Linked DNA regions of Homo sapiens: region 1 is linked to region 2. A link is an interaction called in ENCODE POLR2A ChIA-PET data of the cell type or tissue named here. Cell type or tissue: GM12878. All regions are shown on one strand. Links, peaks and the distances in the headings refer to the core of each region. The heading gives the core; the rest is flanking DNA. Region 1 has its middle 19 kb from the start of RMDN2. Region 2 has its middle 13 kb from the start of LINC03063.

Region 1 (9,556 bases), core at 616-8,615, 360 kb before region 2:
ACACTTTGGGAGGCCCAGGCGGGTGGATCACCTGAGATCGGGAGTTCAAGACCAGCCTGACCAACATGGAGAAACCCTGTCTCCACTAAAAATACAAAATTAGCCAGGCATGATGGTGCATGCCTGTAATCCCAGCTACTCAGGAGGCTAAGGCAGGAGAATCGCTCGAACCCAGGAGGCAGAGGTTGCGGTGAGCCAAGACTGCACCATTACACTCCAGCCTGGGCGACAGAGCAAGACTCTGTCTCAAAAAAAAGAAAAAGGTGACACATATGACTAAAAAAATATAAAAGCAGAAAATAACAGGAACAAAGTGAAAAATGTTTCTAAAACATACTAGACGAAGTATTTCTCACATTTTCACACTTTGCGATATTTATTATAATTTGTGAGATTGATAAAGGACATGTGGCTCATTGTAAAAATAAACACAATTATTAAGAAGATAAAAATTGCTACCAAAAAGTAAAAATAATTAATATTTGGGTACCCAGCCTTCCAGACATTTCTTTCTGTGCTCACATATGTCATATGAATAAAATGTATAATGTCTACAGGGATAATATTTATAATGTAAATGTCTATATTTTTAATAGCCTCATACAATTTAATCAACCACCTTTTGATTCTTCAACAATATATTGTGACCATTTGTTCTTTTCTTACATATACAAAGATATGGTTCTCAGAGAGCAGTCCCAAGGCCAGCAGCATGAGAAAGTGTGGGTAGCCTGGGCAACATGACAAAACCCCATCTCTACAAAAAGTACAAAAATCAGCCAACTGTAATGGCAAGTGCTTGTGGTCTCAGCTACTGAGGAGGCTGAGGTGGGCAGATGGATTAAGCCCTGGAGGTTGAGGCTGCAGTGAACTAGGACCACACCACTGCACTTGTGCCACTGCACTCCAGCCTGAGTGACAGAATAGGAGTCTAAAAAAAAAAAAAAAAAAAAAAAAAAGAATAAAAGAAGTTGTGAGAAATGCACCTCCTTAAGGCCCATGGCAGATCTATTGAGTCAAAAATTTCTGAGTTTTCACAAGCACTCCCTGTGATTTTGGTGATGCTCACTTATGGCATCTCTTTTCACCATGTAGTATTTATTTGGTTGTATCGCTTTACCATGATTAATGTAACCAACTCCCATTGTTGATTTTTTTTGCTGTTATAAACAATGCTGCAACAAACATTGTTTTTTTGTAAAGGCTTTCTTCAGATGTAATTTATATGTCATATAATTCACCCATTTAAAGTATACAATCCAATGGTTTTTAGTATATTCAAAGAATTAGGCAGCTATCACTACAATCTAATTTTACAGCATTTTTTAATCACCCCATAAAGAAACCCTATACTCATTAGCAGTCCCTCCTCATTCCTCTCATTCCCAGCACCTAGTAACCACTAAACTATTTTCTGACTCTCATGGATTTGCCTATTCTGGACATAACATATAAATGGAATCATACAATACATGGTCTTTTGTGTCTGGCTTCTTTCACTTAGTGTAGTATTTCAACATTCACCCATGTGGTATGTATCAGTACTTTAATTTTAAAACTCACTTTTAGGCTGGGCATGGTGGCTCACACCAGTAATGCCAGCACTTTGTGAGGCAGGCGGATCACTTGAGATTGGGAATTCAAGACCAGCCTGGCCAACATGGTGAAACCCACCCTGTCTCTACTCAAAATAGAAAAATTGACTGGTCATGGTGGCTCATGCCTGTAGTCCCAGCTACTTGGGAGGATGAGAGCCCAGGAGGTGGAGGTTGCAGTGAGCTGAGATTGAGCCACTGCACTCCAGCCTGGGGGACGGGGCGAGACTCAGTCTGAAAATAATAATAATAATAATAATTTATTTTGTGAGTACATAGTAGGTGTATGTATTTATGGGGAACATGAGATCTTTTGATCCAGGCATGCAATGCATAATAATCACATCATGAAAAATGGGCTATGCATTCCCTCAAGCATTTATCTTTTATGTTACAATAATCCAATTATATTCTTTTAGTTATTTTAAAATGTACAATTAAATTATTATTGACTACAGACACCCTGTTTTGCTAAAAAATGATAGGCTTTATTCATTCATTGTAACTAGTTTTTGGACCCATTAACCATCTCTACCTCCTCCCCACCCCCAACAACCCTTCCCAGCCTTTGGTTATGACCCTTCTGTTCTTGATCTCCATTAGATCAATTTAAAAATTTTTAGATCCCACAAATTAGTGAGAATATGCGATGTTTGTCTTTCTGTGCCTGCCTGGATTATTTCACTTAACATAATGTTGGTATTTCATTTTTTAAATTACCAAATAATATTCCATTGTATGAATATACTACATTTTATTTAGCCATTCAGCAGTTCATGAATATTTGGATTGTTTCCACTTTTTGGTTCTCATGAATAATGTATCTATGAATATTTATTTTTGTGTTGATGAACAAATTTTTCTGTGCATCTATGTTTTCCTTTCCAAGCACTTTTTGTTTTATTATACTTTAAGTTCTAGGGTACATGTGCACAATGTGCAGGTTTGTTACATATGTATACATGTGCCGTGTTGGTGTGTTGCACCCATTAACTCGTCACCAAGCACTCTTTAAAAAAAACAGATTTGAGCTATAAATGACATGCCATAAAATTCAGCCACTTTAAGTGTATGTATTCAATAATTTTTGCTAAATTTACTGAGTTGTGTAACCATCAAGACAATTCCCAGCAAGCATTCTTGTCCATGCATTTTTTCATTCTTGAGAAGATATTTTAAATTAAGTTCCACATTATCACTTTCCCCATCAGAACAATCTAAGCCTCAATATTTGCCCTCCCTGAGACTGGAGGTGGTTGAGACCAGAAAACAGAGATTTTGGAAAGGCCATAAAGTAAAGCAAGGATCTAGCTAATTAATTGGGTAATTTTCTGGATTCCAAAACGTAAAACGCATCACTCCTGTCTTCTGGGACATTCTCCTTTAATTACTTAACACATTGTCATTTGAAATTCAGCTTTGCTTGTCTGGTCTCAGCTGCTCAGCTGTCAGAGGATTAATTATGCTTTTTTGTTGTTGTTCAGTGAACTGTAGAAGGAAAAAGAAAGTATGGCAACTTTAGTGAGAAAAAAACCTAACATGGAGCTGAAATTAGTCATTATCAATGTATTATAGTCCAAACCTTTTTTTTTTTTTTTTTTTTTTTTGAGACTGTCGCCCAAGCTGAGGTGCAGTGGAGTGATCTCGGCTCACTGCAACCTCCACCTCCCAAGTTCAAGTGATTCTCCTGCCTCAGCCTCCCGAGTAGCTGGGACTACAGGCGTGTGCCACCATGCCTGGCTAATTTTTTGTATTTCTAGTAGAGATTGGGTTTCGCTGTATTGGCCAGGATGGTCTTGATCTCCTGACTTTGTGATCCACCCGCCTTGGTCTCCCAAAGTGCTCAGATTACAGGCATGAGCCAACGTGCCCAGCCATCCAAACCTTTTTTAACTGTTAGTGTCACAATGTAGTCAGTGTTGCCATCTCGAAATTGTCAACCCCACTTCCTGCTACCTCCAGAGATGACCAAGGAAATCTTGCCTCCAGGACATTCCAAGCAAATCACACCTGGAATGCTATGAACCCTGGCCCCCAATATCTGTGTGTTCCTGTTTGAGGGCTGGAACAGACTACAGGTAAGCTGCATGGACTCCTTTTGCCCTGAGAAGTACACTGAAAAACTCTCTGACTTTGGTTTCCTCCTGGTCTTCTAAGGATGGTTGCATTTATTTATTTATTTATTGAGACAGAGTTTTGCTCTTCTTGCTCAGGCTGGAGTGCAATGGCGCGATCTCAGCTGACTGCAACTTCCGCCTCCTGGGTACCAGCGATTCTCCTGCCTCAGCTTCCTGAGTGTCTAGGATTACAGGCGTGTGCCACCATGCCCGGCTATTTTTTTTGGATTTTTAGTGGAGATGGGGTTTCACCATGTTGGCCAGGCTGGTCTTGAACTCCTGACCTCAGGTGGTCTGCCCACCTCATCCTCCCAAAGTGCTGGGATTACAGGCGTGATGAGCCACCATGCCTGGCTGGTTGCTTTTATTTATTATTGTCTTTTACAACATTTAATTTTGAATTGTTAAATAAATACAAAGATTGTATACCAAAGAAAGACATCACACATTTGATATTTTGGGACTATTAAAGATCCACCTTATAAAAACACCACCAAATTGTTCCCAGCTTGCCAAGTAAGCTAGATTTGTTTTTAGTTTACTAGTCTCCGTTTCTGCATCCTTCTCCCTACTCCAGTACTCCCAACCCATTGAAAGCCCTCCAGAAAAGATATGACAGATCCTCTCTAGCCATCCTCTCTGGCCGTCCTTTTGCCTTAATCTGCCCCTTGCACTTCCTCCATCACTGCCCTGGCCTTCCATTTGGCACTTGTCTACTTCTCCATTTGCCTCCCCACAATGAGAGAGGCTCTCAAGAATATTCACTATGTCTGTTGTATTCTTAGCTCTTATTTCTGAGTCTGGTGCATGGTATCTACTGAATAATTCACTGTTAAAAAATGAATGAATGATGAAGTAAAAGTAAAATTAGACCATTTCTAGAGGAATTTGCATTTTAATATCTCTGACTGTGGGTTTTTAACTTCAATAAGCCCTAAGCTGTGGTTCTTAAGCCGGTGACTATTTTTCCCTCCATGGGACATTGGCAATTTCTGGAGACATTTTTCGTTGTCACGACAGGAGAGGAGCTGCTAACACCTAGTAGGTAGAGGTCAGGGATGCTGCTGAGTATCTTTCAATGCCCAGGACAGCTCCCCACAGCAAAGAATTATCCAGCCCGAAATGTATATATTGCCAAGTTTGAGAAACTATGTCCTAGAAAAATTTTACGGACAGGAGGGGTATCATAACCCCTGAAATCATATCATTAAGGGATTTATTTTTAAGTAGTCCTTATGTCTGCAGACAGATATTACTGAACACTGTTCATGGAAATGCCTCCCTGATTTCTTTGCGAAGATTTTGTATAAATGTATTCCATAGGTGTGTCTTTTTGGATCTTGCATGAGTAAAAGAAGAAAGTGTATGGCTGTGTCCCTTACAAGATTTTGTGGCAAGTCTGAACTAGGACTATTTTTAACCTAGGCTGTGTCCAAGTATCCACTGAGCACTTACTATGTGCCTGGCATTATTCTGGGGTCTGGAATTACAGCACTGAACAAGACACATGAGGACTCTGCTTTCAGGGCAATGACACTCTCATGGGGGCAGATGCAATAAACAAACCGGTGACTCTAAAAGAAGTTGGCAAAGCTAAGGGCTATGGTAATATAAAATGGGAGAATATGGTAAAGGGGCAAGTTTAGATTGGATGATCAGAGAAAACCTCACTCAAAGGAGATCTCTAAGCTGAGATCTGCATGCCTTGGGAAGATCTAAGTGAAGAACAATAGCAAAGGCAACAACCAGGGCAAAGGTGCTGTGGTGGGAGGAGCTTGATGTGCTAGAAGAAGGAGAAGGCCTGTCCGTGTAGCTTCACTATTATGGTGGAGGGCCAGTGGTGAAGGATGGGGCTGGAGGTGTAGTCAGGGCCACATGACAGAGACCAGATAAGCAGTATGGATCTCATTCCAAGTACAATAGGGATCTGGGGAATGCAAGGACCTGATTTTCATTCGTAAAGGATCATCCGGGATGTTCTGTGAGAATGGAGTAGAAGAAAAAAGTAGGGCAGAGTCGTGGCGGAGCCCATGGTATCCACTGGGAGATGTTGTTCATTGGATATGGTCATATTCCATGCTGATGAGGCCCAGCAGGAGAGGGTTTTCTAACAGCAGAAGTGGTCTGTTTGTAAAATCACATAAGACACTTTCCGGTGTTGGGGCACAGAAAATGATACCCCCAAACATGGCACTTTGGCACATTGAGTACTTTGAATTATACAAGAAAATAAAATTTCTGGACCCTCTAAATGTATTATGCCAAGGGAGAAGTTTAGCCCTGGAAACTCAGTCACCACAGCGTGTTTGTTTCTTTCGCTTCTTGAGTGTAGATTAACTCTCTTCCTCATTGCTCTTCTTCTGTAATTGACTAGGAGAGACCAGAGATCAGACCTCCTCTTCCAGTCACTGGTCTTTGGTACAGATTAATTGCCTCCTTTATTGTCCTGTATCTAACTCAGACCAGATGGCACAAAAGACCCTATGACTGTTATATCTTCAGTGTGGAATGTTAAATATACCTTTTTCAAAAGGAAAAGACCACCTCAACTAATCGAATCATTGTAACTAACCATTAACCCTTATATAGAAAGATGTTGAAATTCTGTTATGCTCCTCTAGACTTTGTCTGTATAAATGATCCTAAACTTCTTCACTTCTGAACACTGACTTCCATTGGTGGTCATTTTCAAACTTTTACACTTGAATAAACTCTGTTTAAACTAGATTCTGAACTTTATGATTACTTTAGATTGACAGAATTAAAGAAAATTGTAAGGCCTCAGAACCACAGTCTCTCTCTGACCTTTCCCTACCACCCTTTCTCTCTGATCCTTCTTTTTCTTTTTTTTTTTTTTTTTTTTTTTTTTTTGAGACACAGTCTCGTTCTGTAGCCCAGGCTGGAGTGCAGTGGCACACTCTCAGCTCACTGCAACCTCTGCCTCCAGGGTTCAAACAATTCTGCTGCCTCAGCCTCCCGAATAGCTGAAACTACAGGTGCCCACCATCATGGCCAGCTAATTTTTGTGTTTTTAGTAGAGAAGGGGTTTCACCATGTTGGCCAGGCTTGTCTTGAACTCCTGACCTCAGGTGATCTGCCCACCTCAGCCTCCCAAAGTGCTGGGATTATAGGCGTGGGCCACTGCCTCTCTGATCCTCTTTCTTTCCTAAAACCCTAGGAGGGACTGTCTCTGGAATTTCCTTATCTGAATATGAAAGCTTCTTTCCAAAAGAAATGCAGTTGTCTTAAGACCCCCTCCCTAGGGATCTCATCAAATAACCAGGAAAGATCAATCACTGGAGGCCCAGCACAGTGGCTCACACCTGTAATCCCAGCACTTTGGGAGGCCAAGGCAGGCAGATCACTTGAAGTCAGGAGTTCGAGACCAGCCTGGCCAACATGACAAAACCCTGTCTCTACTAAAAATACAAAAATTAGCTTGGTGTGGTGGCGGGCACCTGTAGTCCCAGCTACTTGGGAGGCTGAGGCATGAGGATCACTTGAACCTGGAAGGCAGAGGTTGGAGTGAACTGAGATCACACCAATGCACTCCAGCCTGGGTGACACAGTGAGACTTCTATCAGGAGAAAACAAAACAAAACAAACAAAACCCATATATACATATGGGTTTTTTTAATATATATATGGTTTTATGTGTATGTATATATATATACAACTGGAGAAGTGAAGAGACTGGGGGTCTTCACCACACCCAGACTTCTCATCTGTTCTTCTGAGGGCAATTCTGAGAGATTACCTGGAGGACTTTATCTGCATAATAAGACAACCTTTGTTCACCATAAAGTTCTACCCCTCACCTGCCTGTCTCCTCCCCCAGAGCTCAGGGGAACTTTGTCCCAGGCCATTGTTCTTTGGGATCATTTATTTTCCCTGAAAATAATTTACTCCTGCAACCCCTATCTCCCCATCTCCTATGAAGAAGGGCATATAAGTATCTGGACCTCACTGGGTTATTGGGTAATCACACTCCTGTGATTTTCCCTCATGTACATTAAATATATTTGTATCCCTTTTTATCTTGTTAATCTGCCTTTTGTCAGTTCATTTTCAGCAAAACTGCAGTGAGCAGACGGGAAGCTTTCCTTCTGCTCCTACACTGGGGACTTACAGAAATGCTTGGGGTATCCTAATTTTGGGGGGATTGAGATCCTGTATTAGCAACTGAAGATAAGAAACCATCAAATGAGTATATTAACGCAATGTTATTGCTACCCACAATTTAGGGAGTCTTGGTAAAATGTGGGTTATATATAAGCTAATATTTTGAGGCAACAGACCTTCTCCATTGCCCATATGGACTTTCTAGTTCTGCCAGAGTCTTAAAATTCAGATGGTAATGTGATGTGTTTTCCCTAGCCTATGGAACTTGCTGCTTTCTAAGTTCAATAGTTAGAATACTTCTTATTCCACCTCTGAATTCTATACATGCAGAACATTTCATGGGTAAAAGTTACATGCTCACCATTAGCAGTTGTAAATCTCTAGGAAAAGGATGATGATATTAGGATGAAGCATTTATCTAACAGGAATTATATATCTAATGTTGATGGTAGAGATTGTATTTGATAATTTTGAGGGTCTGTCTGGCCATGTGCTCTAAATGTAACGAGCCTGACAATTTTTGCCTGAAGGAGAAGGTACAAAAATATTGATGGATCAGTTAAGAACTCTTCCAACTACAAGTAACAACAGCAAGATAGTCTAACAGTCGTTTTTAAAAAGAGGCAAGTGGTTGCTGGCATTGATTCATCAATCAATGATGCCATCAAAAGCCAGACTCTGTCTTTCAGTTGTATTAGTCTCAGCTTTGGCTTTTTGTCCTAGTGCTTTTCTTGCTTAAGGCAGAAAGAAGCGAGAGAAAGACATGGTGCCAATTGTCAGGAAAGAAAAGCTATCTCAGAAACCCCCCATGAAACTTATCCTTTCAACTCATTTGCCGGAAATAGAACACATGGCCTTTCCCAGCTGCAAGAGAAGCTGGAAACCAGGTACCTGGCTTTCTGACCTCAAGAGTAGGAGAATGAAAGAGAGAAGGAGGTTTGGAATGGTTTTGGGTTAATTTGCTCACAGAGTCTGCCACACCAACCAAGGGAGAGTTGGAGGGAATGTGTAGCCAAGACAAGATGTAGAACTCTGAAATACACAACAGTGGATGTAAAGCACATGGGAGGTATATATATGGGACAATGTCTTCTTCAATCTCTCTGTAATCTTTCCACATACTGTCTTTAGTGCTTCATGCTATATATACTATAACACATTAACATAATTATATTAAGAGATACCTTGCACTGAAGAATTTTAAAGCAATATTATTGTCTATTCAATCACGGTATCCTAATTTTTAGGTTCAAGTTAATACTCAATGTTCATGTATTATGGAGTCTAAGAATACCTTAACAGTAACTGCCAATTGCTGGCATATTCAGGCAAGATTTTTTAAAAATATAAATTCTCATGTATTCTGTGGTTTGTATAAAAGCCTGTGGTTTGAGATGCCTTCAACAGGGTTGGAGGAGTGGAAAGAGAAAGAGAACAGGAGAAAATAGCAACCAGGTGGGGAAGCTCTTTTGAAAGAAGAGAGCTCTCTGGAATATTGTCTTGAGGGTGTTACAGAAGGTAGACACAATAAAACTGTAAGGAAAGAAAGTGGGCCTGGGAGAGTATGATTTAAAAAAAAAAAACAGAGGAAACATTTTTAAATCTAGAGAGTCAAAGCATTGAGAGTGTAGTGCTTGTATATCCCCTACCTAACTTCATTTGTTGAAATTCTAACTCCCAATGTGATGGGGTTAGGAGGCGAGGCCTTTGGTAATTGATTAG
Region 2 (9,556 bases), core at 1,040-9,039:
TGCCTTTTGAAAAAATTAAACTGCATTTATTATAGAGAGGCTTTTATGGTTCCCTAAATATATGCCTGCTGGTCTCTCTGCAAATTGTGTCTTCCAAATGTCTGTTCTTCCTAGAACTATTTGCCTATTAGAAGCCAGTTATTATTTTTCCAGGAGTGGCAGCGTAAAGCTCGAGTATTTGTTTGTAGTCGGGCAATCCTAGAGATTTTGGATTTGTTTATGTTTCCCCAGATTCTTGTTCCATCATAATGTAGCATTCTGATTTTGACCAAACCTCAGGGCTTTTGCCTGTGGTCCAATAAGTGGGTGTGCACACATATTGTTCAAATAAGTAAAATATGTTGGTGGTGTCCAATCCGTCTCTTGGCTACTTCTTAAACTGCTAAGTGCCTGCAGAAGCTCATGACTATTTTATCACAGGAGCTAGTTTTCTCTGTTCAAAGTGAAGTTACCTAACTTTGATATAACAACTGCCAAGAATAAAACTTCTTTTTTTCTTATGTTTAATTATACAATTCATTGGCAAAATAATCATATAGCAGTATCAGGGCACTGCAAATGAAACTGGCTTCAGAGGATTTCAGCAGAACAAGAATTTTTAAAAAGGATACCGGGCAGCTTAAGAATTGTCGGGAAGGCTGGACAACCACGTAAACTCATGCTATTTCCCTAGGGGTCCAATATCCCTTTTGATTTATAATTTTTCTGTGGAGGAGTTTCAGAGGTTTTTCATTGGCCCTTCCTACCATAGTGGCTCTTACCATAGGTCAGGGAGCTGATGTAGAAATTCTGCCAGATGTTGACTACTCCTAATCCAGTTATACCCTAAAGAACTAGACTCTCCCCTTCTCCCCTCCCCTGTGCCTACTATGGGGTGCACTTGACTAAAAATTCCACTTATTACACAACCAAAGAAATCCTTACTCCTTGACTAAGGGAAGTACAGCAGCATTCCAAGTCCCCAGGAATCATCCGTTAGTTCAAGGCCAGTACCATGGGGATCCTGATATCCCTTTTGAGACCAAGAAGCCATTTCAAAGATAGCATCTTTCACCTGTATCACCAGCCTCCAGAGAGCAATTATCAAGGAGAGGAAGAGTTAGAGAACCAGGAGAAAACTCTAGGAAACCAGTGTTTTTTCACTGTCTTTAGCCCCAACCAGGCTACATTAACTATCTCTGATTCCCCCGCTGCAGTGTTTTTTAAAGGTTCTAGGATGGCCCTCAAAGCTTTGGCAAAGGGAGTGCCTTGCAGGCCAGCTTGAGGGCCATAGTTGGGGAATAGCAAAACAGGTTGCCATGATAAATTCTCTACAACATTCCTATCTCTCTAGGTCTTTGGGCTCCTTTATCTACATTAAATTTTAAAATATCTGTCATCTCAAATACAATTAGTGTGAGTCATCAAAACAACTGGGCAGGTAGAAAACCAAATTTACTCATGAAGCACTGCTTCCTGTCGACTCTCCGAGTCTCAATATCTGTTCCATTGGTGTTTTCTGTTTCATGCAAATGACTCTCACTGATTAAAGAAGATTGAGAAGCTATTAAAGGAGATTGAGTGGCTCACAGCATTTACAAGGTAGCTGGAGAAGCAAATTGAGAGGCCACACAACCTCAGAGGACTCAGATCAACTCAGGCCAAAAACTGATGCTGCCTCCACTACCCACCCTAGGCACTTGCCCAGTGCTCCCGCTTCAGCGATGGCCACCCTAAGAACTCTGTCTGTGACAGCTAGTGCCACCCCTAGAGAGGATTCCCTGAAGAACCTGCTTGACTGAGGCACCAGTTTCTAATTTATAGTCCAGGATGGTGTAAACATATCTATGTCTCAGCTTCAAAGGAGGCTGGGGAAGCAAGTATCTGCCACGGTTAGCTTCAGCAGTGGGAAAGCATCTCAATGTGCCATAAGATATCACAGATAGGAAATTCCCGAAACAAAGGAATGCATTTCTGATGCTGAGCAGGCAAAATAATGACATATGCCTATTGCAGAGTGTTTCCAGACTAAAGCTTCATCAAAACATTTTGAGATGTCATGCCTACAACATTTGTGATTTGGTCACCCTAATTTCCTTTTCACTAGCTTGCTGATGAAATAGAAATTGAGGCAGCAGCAATACCATAATCCATCGAACTTAGCATGCCATCAATTGCAAGTCATGCCATTATTTTCTGCATCACTAAAGAAATGCTGCCAAGTGTCCTATGATTTGTTAAAGGAAGAAGAAAACTCTCATGCAAACTTAAAGTAAGCACATCAAAGATTTTATTCAACTTGCTAATTATTAAGAGAACAAGCATAATATTAAACGAGTCCAAATGGGATTTGAGAAGTTGGGTGTATATATAGGTGATTTACTAGATTGTTGGGTTAAATTTGAAGAAAACAAAGCAAAAATCTGATTAATATCAGACAAAGCTATAGCCATATCATTGGGCTTATCCATTTCATGGGATAGAAATGATTTGCATTTCTACTGGACTAAATCTACAATCTAAACTCTACCTCTATAAAATTATAAAATAGCCAAATAGAAAATCAAACCTAGCACTGCACTAAAAATAAATCTCTCTTGTCTATTTCCAAGTTTGGGATAATATTTTGATAGCCTCGATGTTTTCATATTGCTTAAAGCTCTTTTGGGCTTATTTAGAATAGACTTTTAGCATATATCATGCTAAAACATACACTAAATAGAGAATTCTACATATCTACATTCAAAGTCTTATAATTTATTTTTCAACTCAGAATCATTAAAGTTTATAATTTTTCTGTGTATTTCTGTTCCTCATGCTATCAAGAGCATTGGTGATGCATTTCTTCTGAGGATTCCTCTCTTTTCTCTGGAATTTTCTTCCAAGAAGCTGACACCCATTCTGCAACTTTTGATGCTGGAACATCCTTGATTTTTTTCAGGTGTCAACAGAAGATTACAAGGCAAGGCCAACACTCACATTCCTTTCTCAAATGGTCTTAAATGTTTGGGGTTTTTTCGCACCTGTGGAGAGCTTATCCTTTAAATGGCTAAGTTTATGAATGTGCAGGCAATGACAACCACACCATTACTGCTTTCTGGCTGGCAGAGACCATAAGACACCATCAACTGTGAAGAGACATTCCAGTTTGAGAGCTGAGCTGCTATGGTGTAAAACGTGTGTTAGAATTGATGAACTATAGATAGTTGTAGATAGATAGATCTAAATATGTAGATAGGTTATGGTTTGACTTCGTATTACGTGAGTGGATTTTTCTTACCTGTGCAGGTATCAAAATATAGTGCCAGATGAGGCAGAGATTGCTAAATATTCCCAAGATACGTTTTCCCCTTCTTCGTTTTAATAAGGGAGCACTCTTCCCACTGGATTTTAGCAGGACAGTTGCTACCCAGCTAAATGTACATTTCACAGCATCCCTTGCATGAAGGGGTGGCCTTATAACTAAATTTTGGCAAACAGATAGAAGCAGAAGAGATATGTGCAACTTTCACATCTCATTTTTCAAAGAAAGCTTTCACTCCCCACTTCTTTTTTTGCCATTTCCTGTGTGTGTGAGCTGGAATAGAGACTTGGTGCTCCACAGAGGTGGTGAGGGGAGGATGCAATAGAAGAAATTATGTGACTGGATTAACCCATGGGGAAAAGCTTCCACTTGCCTTATTGCACAGGAGAGGAATATATTGTTTGAGTCAGCAGCCCAGCCCATACCCTACATTAATACATGAGGTCCTAGAGGGATGGTGGCTTTTCTAGAATAGTTTGACTTATCTTCTTGACTCAAAGGAAGGGACTCGGTAATTTTAGACTGAGGCAGAGCTGAGGATTTCTGGTGATTAGAAGTCCATACAACTTCACAGACCAAGTCAGCTCAAACTTGAAGTCAATTCAACTTAACCTGAATAATTCTTAAGCCCACCAGCTGTTAGTGCTGGAGAAAGGTTTTGTTTTGTTTTGTTTTGTTGTTTTGTTTTGTTTTACATTTGTCCTCAATTTTACCATTCCAATGGGCACATGCCATGTGATAGGAGCCCCAGGAAGGGCTTATACTTACTAGTCCTCAATTTTCAGTTCTCATGGTCAAAGCAGGCAAGAACTCAAGTCAGGCTATGGAAAGGAGAAGCAGTCAGCGAGAAACGAGAGTTGAGAAGGACTCCTCTGATAATGAAAACAGATCATTATAGAGCTGCAATTCATCCTCTAACTCACCCGGCACACAGCTGCCGTCCAGGGTGGCTGAAGGAAACATGGACAGTCAGCCCACCATGAATTGAGCTAAGATGCCCAATGGCTCACAAATAGGATCTGCAGGAGAACCTCAAGTCACCAGTGGGAGACCTTATTCACCACAGGGGACCCAGATGGGTCATGTGGAAATAGGACACACACACACACAACTCCTATTCAAGACAAGTTTTCTACTGAAATATAGAAATCAATTGGCCATGTATCTGGCCAAATAATTTCTCTTTTAGCTGTATGTCCTAGAGGAAATCTCGCATGTGTGTTCAGGGTCATGTAGATAAATATGTTCACTGTACCTTTGCTTATAACAGTAACAATGATAATTACAAATAATCTAATTGTCCATCAAAAGGGAACACTTAAACAAAATTTGGAATATTAATACAATAGATTACTACATAGAAGTTAAAATGAATGAGGTTTTTTAATTAACAAAGATCTCAAAAGCATGGCAACGAGTAAAAATAAATTTGCAGAACAAAACACATAGCATATAACTTATATAAATAAATGATATGTACGGTTTGCTGGTTAATTAATGCATAGTTAAAAAAATAAAGGATACATAGCAACTTCATGACAGTAATTACCTTCAGGAAGAGGTATATGACGCGGTTTGGGATGAACAAAGAGATTTCAACTTTCTCTATAATGTTATATTCCTTTTATTTTGAACATTGGGAGAAAATGGGAAAATATGCTACATTTGGTCATTCTGAGTAGTAGTGGGTAATTGGTACAACAGTGCCTGCTATGTTACTTTCTGCATTGTTTAGTTCTTTCAAAGCTTTTTAGAAAAGAAAGTTAAGTAAAGGAGGTAAGATTGGGGAGTATGTGTGAAGAAGGAGAATTTCAGCTTTTGCTCTGATATTTTTGTAATAGGATGTTGAATGGGATGTAACTGCTATTTTAAAATCCATAACTTAGGCCTAAAGCTGAGTAAGTACCAAGAAGTGCTAACGACCTTACTTTCTACAGAGAACAATCAACTTTGAAGGTCCAGATTCATCCTCTAGGGTATACAGAGAGGCAGATCGGCCCCACCTCAGTTTGCCCCTCATCTCTACCCAGCAGATAATGAGAGAAGCTCGAGCAAGTGGCAGATGGCTTGGGGGAAGTGCTGAGGCTGTCCCCTCCCTTGTCCTTCAGCCTTCATCACCCAGGAAATGTGATGGGGGTTTGGACTGGGAGAACCTGCCAGAACTGGAAACTGGCATCTCAGTCTGCTTGAGCACTGAACTTGGAGATACTGAGCCCATCCCAAGTGTGGCAGAGGAGAATTAGAGGGGAGGCACAGGAGGACTCTGGCATTTTTTCCTTTCTCAGCTGGGCTCAGTTCTCTGTTGCTGCCCCAGCAGCTCTTCTCCCTTGGATTCTTTTCCTCTTGTTCCTGGTTACAAATCGCAGCCAACTGGCTCCCAGAACCCTTTGCCCTGTTCAAAGACACAGGTCCTTTCCATTAACTAGTATTGGTGATATGGTTTGGCTGTGTCCCCACCCAAATCTCATCTTGAATTCCCACGTGTTGTGGGAGGGACTTGGTGGGAGGTAATTGAATCATGGGGGCAAGCCTTTCCCATGCTATTCTCATGATAGTGAATAAGTCTCATGAGATCTGATGGTTTTAAAAAGAGGAGTTCCTCTGCACAAGCTCTCTTTTCTCTTGTCTGCTGCCATGTGAAACGTGTCTTTCACCTTCCACCATGACTGTGAGGCCTTCCCAGCCACATGGAACCATAAGTCCAATAAATCTCCTTCTTTTGTAAATTGCCAGTCTCGGGAATGTCTTTATCAGCAGCATGAAAACGGACTAAAATGGTAAATTGGTACCAGTAGAGTGGGGCACTGCTGAAAAGATGCCCAAAAATGTGGGAGTGACTTTGGAACTGGGTAACAGGCAGAGACTGGAACAGTTTGGAGGGCTCAGAAGACAGGAAAATGTGGGAAAGTTTGGAACTTCCTAGAGACTCGTTGAACAGCTTTGACAAAAATGCTGATAGTGATATGAACAATAAGGTTCAGGCTGAGGTGGCCTCAGATGGAGATGAGGAACTTATTAGGAACTGGAGCAAAAGTGACTATTGTTATGTTTTAGCAAAGAGACTGGTGGCGTTTTGCTCCGCCCTAGAGATTTGTGGAACTTATGAACTTGAGAGAGATGATTTAGGGTATCTAGTGGAAGAAATTTCTTTTTTTTTTTTTTTTTATTATACTTTAAGTTTTAGGGTACATGTGCACATTGTGCAGGTTAGTTACATATGTATACATGTGCCATGCTGGTGCGCTGCACCCACTAACTCCTCATCTAGCATTAGGTATATCTCCCGATGCTATCCCTCCCCCCTCCCCCCACCCCACAACAGTCCCCAGAGTGTGATATTCCCCTTCCTGTGTCCATGTGACCTCATTGTTCAATTCCCACCTATGAGTGAGAATATGCGGTGTTTGGTTTTTTGTTCTTGTGATAGTTTACTGAGAATGATGATTTCCAATTTCATCCATGTCCCTACAAAGGAGCAAAGCACTCAAGAGGTGACTTAGGTGCTGTTGAGGGCATTCAGTTTTAAAAGGGAAACAGAGCATAAAAGTTTGGAAAATTTGCAGCCTGACAATGCAATAGAAAAGAAAATCCCATTTTCTGAGGAGAAATTCAAGCCAGCTGCAGAAATTTGCATAAGTAACAAGGAGCTGAATGTTAATCACTGAGACAATGGAAAAAAGGCCTCCAAGGCATGTCGGAGACCTTTGCGGCAGCCCCTCCCATCACACGCCTGGAGGTTTAGGAGGAAAATATGGTTTCATGGGCCAGGCCCAGGGTCCTTCTGTTTTGTGTAGTCTAGGGACTTGATGCCCTGCATCCCAGCCACCCCAGTTATGGCTAAAACGGCCCAAGGTACAACTTGGGCTGTTGCTTCAGAGGGTGGAAGCCCCAAGCATTGGCAGCTTCCATGTGGTGTTGAGCCTGCAGGTACACAGAAGTCAAGAACTGAGGTTTGAGAACCTCCACCTAGATTTCAGAAGACGTATGGAAACACCTGGATGCCCAGGCAGAAGTTTGCTGCAGGGGCAAGGCTGTCATGGAGAACCTCTGCTAGGGCAGTACAGAAGGGAAATGTCGGGTTGGAGTCCCCATACAGAGTCCCTACTGGGGCACCACCTAGTGGAGCTGTGAGAAGTGGGCCACTGTCCTCCAGACCCCAGAATGGTAGATCCACGAAAGCTTGCACCATGTGCCAGGAAAAGCCGCAGACACTCAATGCCAGCCCAAGAAAGCCGCAGGGAGGGAGGCTGTACCCTGCAAAGCCACAGGAGTGGAGCTGCCCAAGACCATGGGAACCCACCTCTTGCACCAGCTTAACCTGGATGTGAGACATGGAGTCAAACGACATCATTTTGGGGCTTTAAGGTTTGACTGTCCTGCTGGATTTCAGACTTGCATGGGGCCTGTGGCCCCTTTGTTTTGGCCAATGTCTCCTATTTAGAATGGCTGTATTTATCCAATGCCCATACCCCCATTGTATCTAGGAAGTAACTAACTTGCATTTGAGTTAACAGACTCACAGGTGGAAGGGACTTGCCTTGTCTCGGATGAGACTTTGAACTGTGGACTTTTGAGTTAATACTAAAATGAGTTAAGAATTTGGGGGACTGTTGGGAAGGCATGAATGGTTTTAAAATGTGAGGACATGAGATTTGGGAGAGGCCAGGGGTGGAATGTTATGGTTTGGCTGTGTCCCCACCCAAATCTCATCTTGAATTCCCACATGTTGTGGGAAGGAACCAATGGGAGGTAATTGAATCATGGAGGCAAGTCTTTCCCATGCTACTCTCATGACAGTGAATAAGTCTCAAGAGATCTGATGGTTTTAAAAAGAGGAGTTCCCACGAAGCTTGCAGTGAGCTGAGATCGTGCCGCTGCACTCTAGCCTGGGCGACAGAGCAAGACTCTGTCTCAAAAAAAAAAAAAAAAAGAGGAGTTCCCCTACACAAGCTCTCTTTTCACTTGTCTGCTACCATGTGAGATGTGCCTTTCACATTCCACCATGATTGTGAGGCCGTCTCAGCCACATGGAATTGTAAGTCCAATAAACCTCTTTCTTTTGTAAATTTTCCAGGCTGGGGTATGTCTTTATCAGCAGCATGAAAATGGACTAATACAGTTGGAAAGTTACCAAATCTGCAGAGTCTACGAAGTTTGGATTGGTGCAGTCCCTGGTCTGGAGGAAACCACTGGGAGTCCCCTTGTACTGCCTTTACTTCTTGTGGGTGAGAATGGGGTTTACTAAATCTCAACACATCATGGATTGGCTCTCCATGGCCCAGCATACCTCCACTAAGATTTCTTTCCAATAAAGTAGTGCCTGTCTACTTCTTGTGTGGATATTGAGTCTTTGGTGAATCAGCCAAAGCCAATTTGGTCCACACTCTTAGTTTTTTTTTTTTTTATGGTAAATCACAGAAGCCACCAAAGAAGTCTGTGGTGGAGAGGGTTGGCTAGCTACCATCAACCTCACTAGTAGGTTATAATTAAATCAAGGCTCAGATCTAGTATGCCAGACAGAGATGGTCTACATAAGAATCCATAAATATAGCAGACACAAACTAATCAGATGACCTACTCTGCAACTTGGGAAGTGACAGCTATCCTTTAGGTTCTCCATCCCTGTGTGACACATTCCTGCAGGAAGATGGCCACACACCCTAGGCAGGATTCTATTTCTTCTAGTCAGGATTATTCAAGCAGAAATCCTCTTAAACAAGTGGTTTTCAACTGGGGTGACTTTGCTCCCAGGGGATATTTGGCAATGTCTGGAAACATTTTTCATTGTCATGGGGAGAAAAAGGCAGTATGCTACTGGTGTATAGTGGGTAGAGGCCAGAAATGCTGTTAAACATCCTACAAGGCACAGGACAACACCCTTGCAACAAACGATTATCTTGCCCAAAATGTCAATAGTGCTGAGGTTGAGAAACCCTATCTGAAACCAATGGCTGGATACAGAAACAATTATGGAGCAAGCCTTTGGCACCATCTCAAAGGGGACAGGACAAACCTTGCCAGATTCTGAAACTCTATTCATGCAAGGGTAGAGACAGTGTCTTTAAAGTATTTTAGCCAATCTACATATATTGAATACTTTTAATTTCACCAGTAAGCCCCCTTTTCCATCATTTGTTATGCTAATTAACAAGTCACCAGTTTCACCAATTAAAAAAAAATTTTGACATTAGTGTGCTAGTTAGTAAAGCTTCATTGTTGATTAAGTTATGGATAGCAGCAGGCATGGGAATAGATTTAGAAAGTAGGAAATAA

Evidence for each region. ChIA-PET counts read pairs that join two places held together with the same protein. Peaks named below come from ENCODE experiments on the same cell type or tissue, not always from the same donor. Only the 100,000 strongest peaks of a DNase experiment are listed, where the experiment ranks them.
Region 1: POLR2A ChIA-PET joins it to region 2 with 11 read pairs; 2 of 35 experiments call an interaction of 5 or more read pairs at or near these places.

The regions. Positions count from the first base shown.
Region 1 is chr2:37,901,177-37,910,732 of GRCh38, reverse strand. No RefSeq gene overlaps it. Among named protein-coding and RNA genes, the nearest start is that of RMDN2, 19 kb to the left of the region's middle. In GM12878, for the core only: no CTCF peak of the experiment used is centred there; no DNase peak of the experiment used is centred there.
Region 2 is chr2:37,544,375-37,553,930 of GRCh38, reverse strand. No RefSeq gene overlaps it. Among named protein-coding and RNA genes, the nearest start is that of LINC03063, 13 kb to the left of the region's middle. In GM12878, for the core only: no CTCF peak of the experiment used is centred there; a DNase peak (open chromatin) is centred at 4,139; H3K4me3 peaks cover 539 bases; H3K27ac peaks cover 4,982 bases.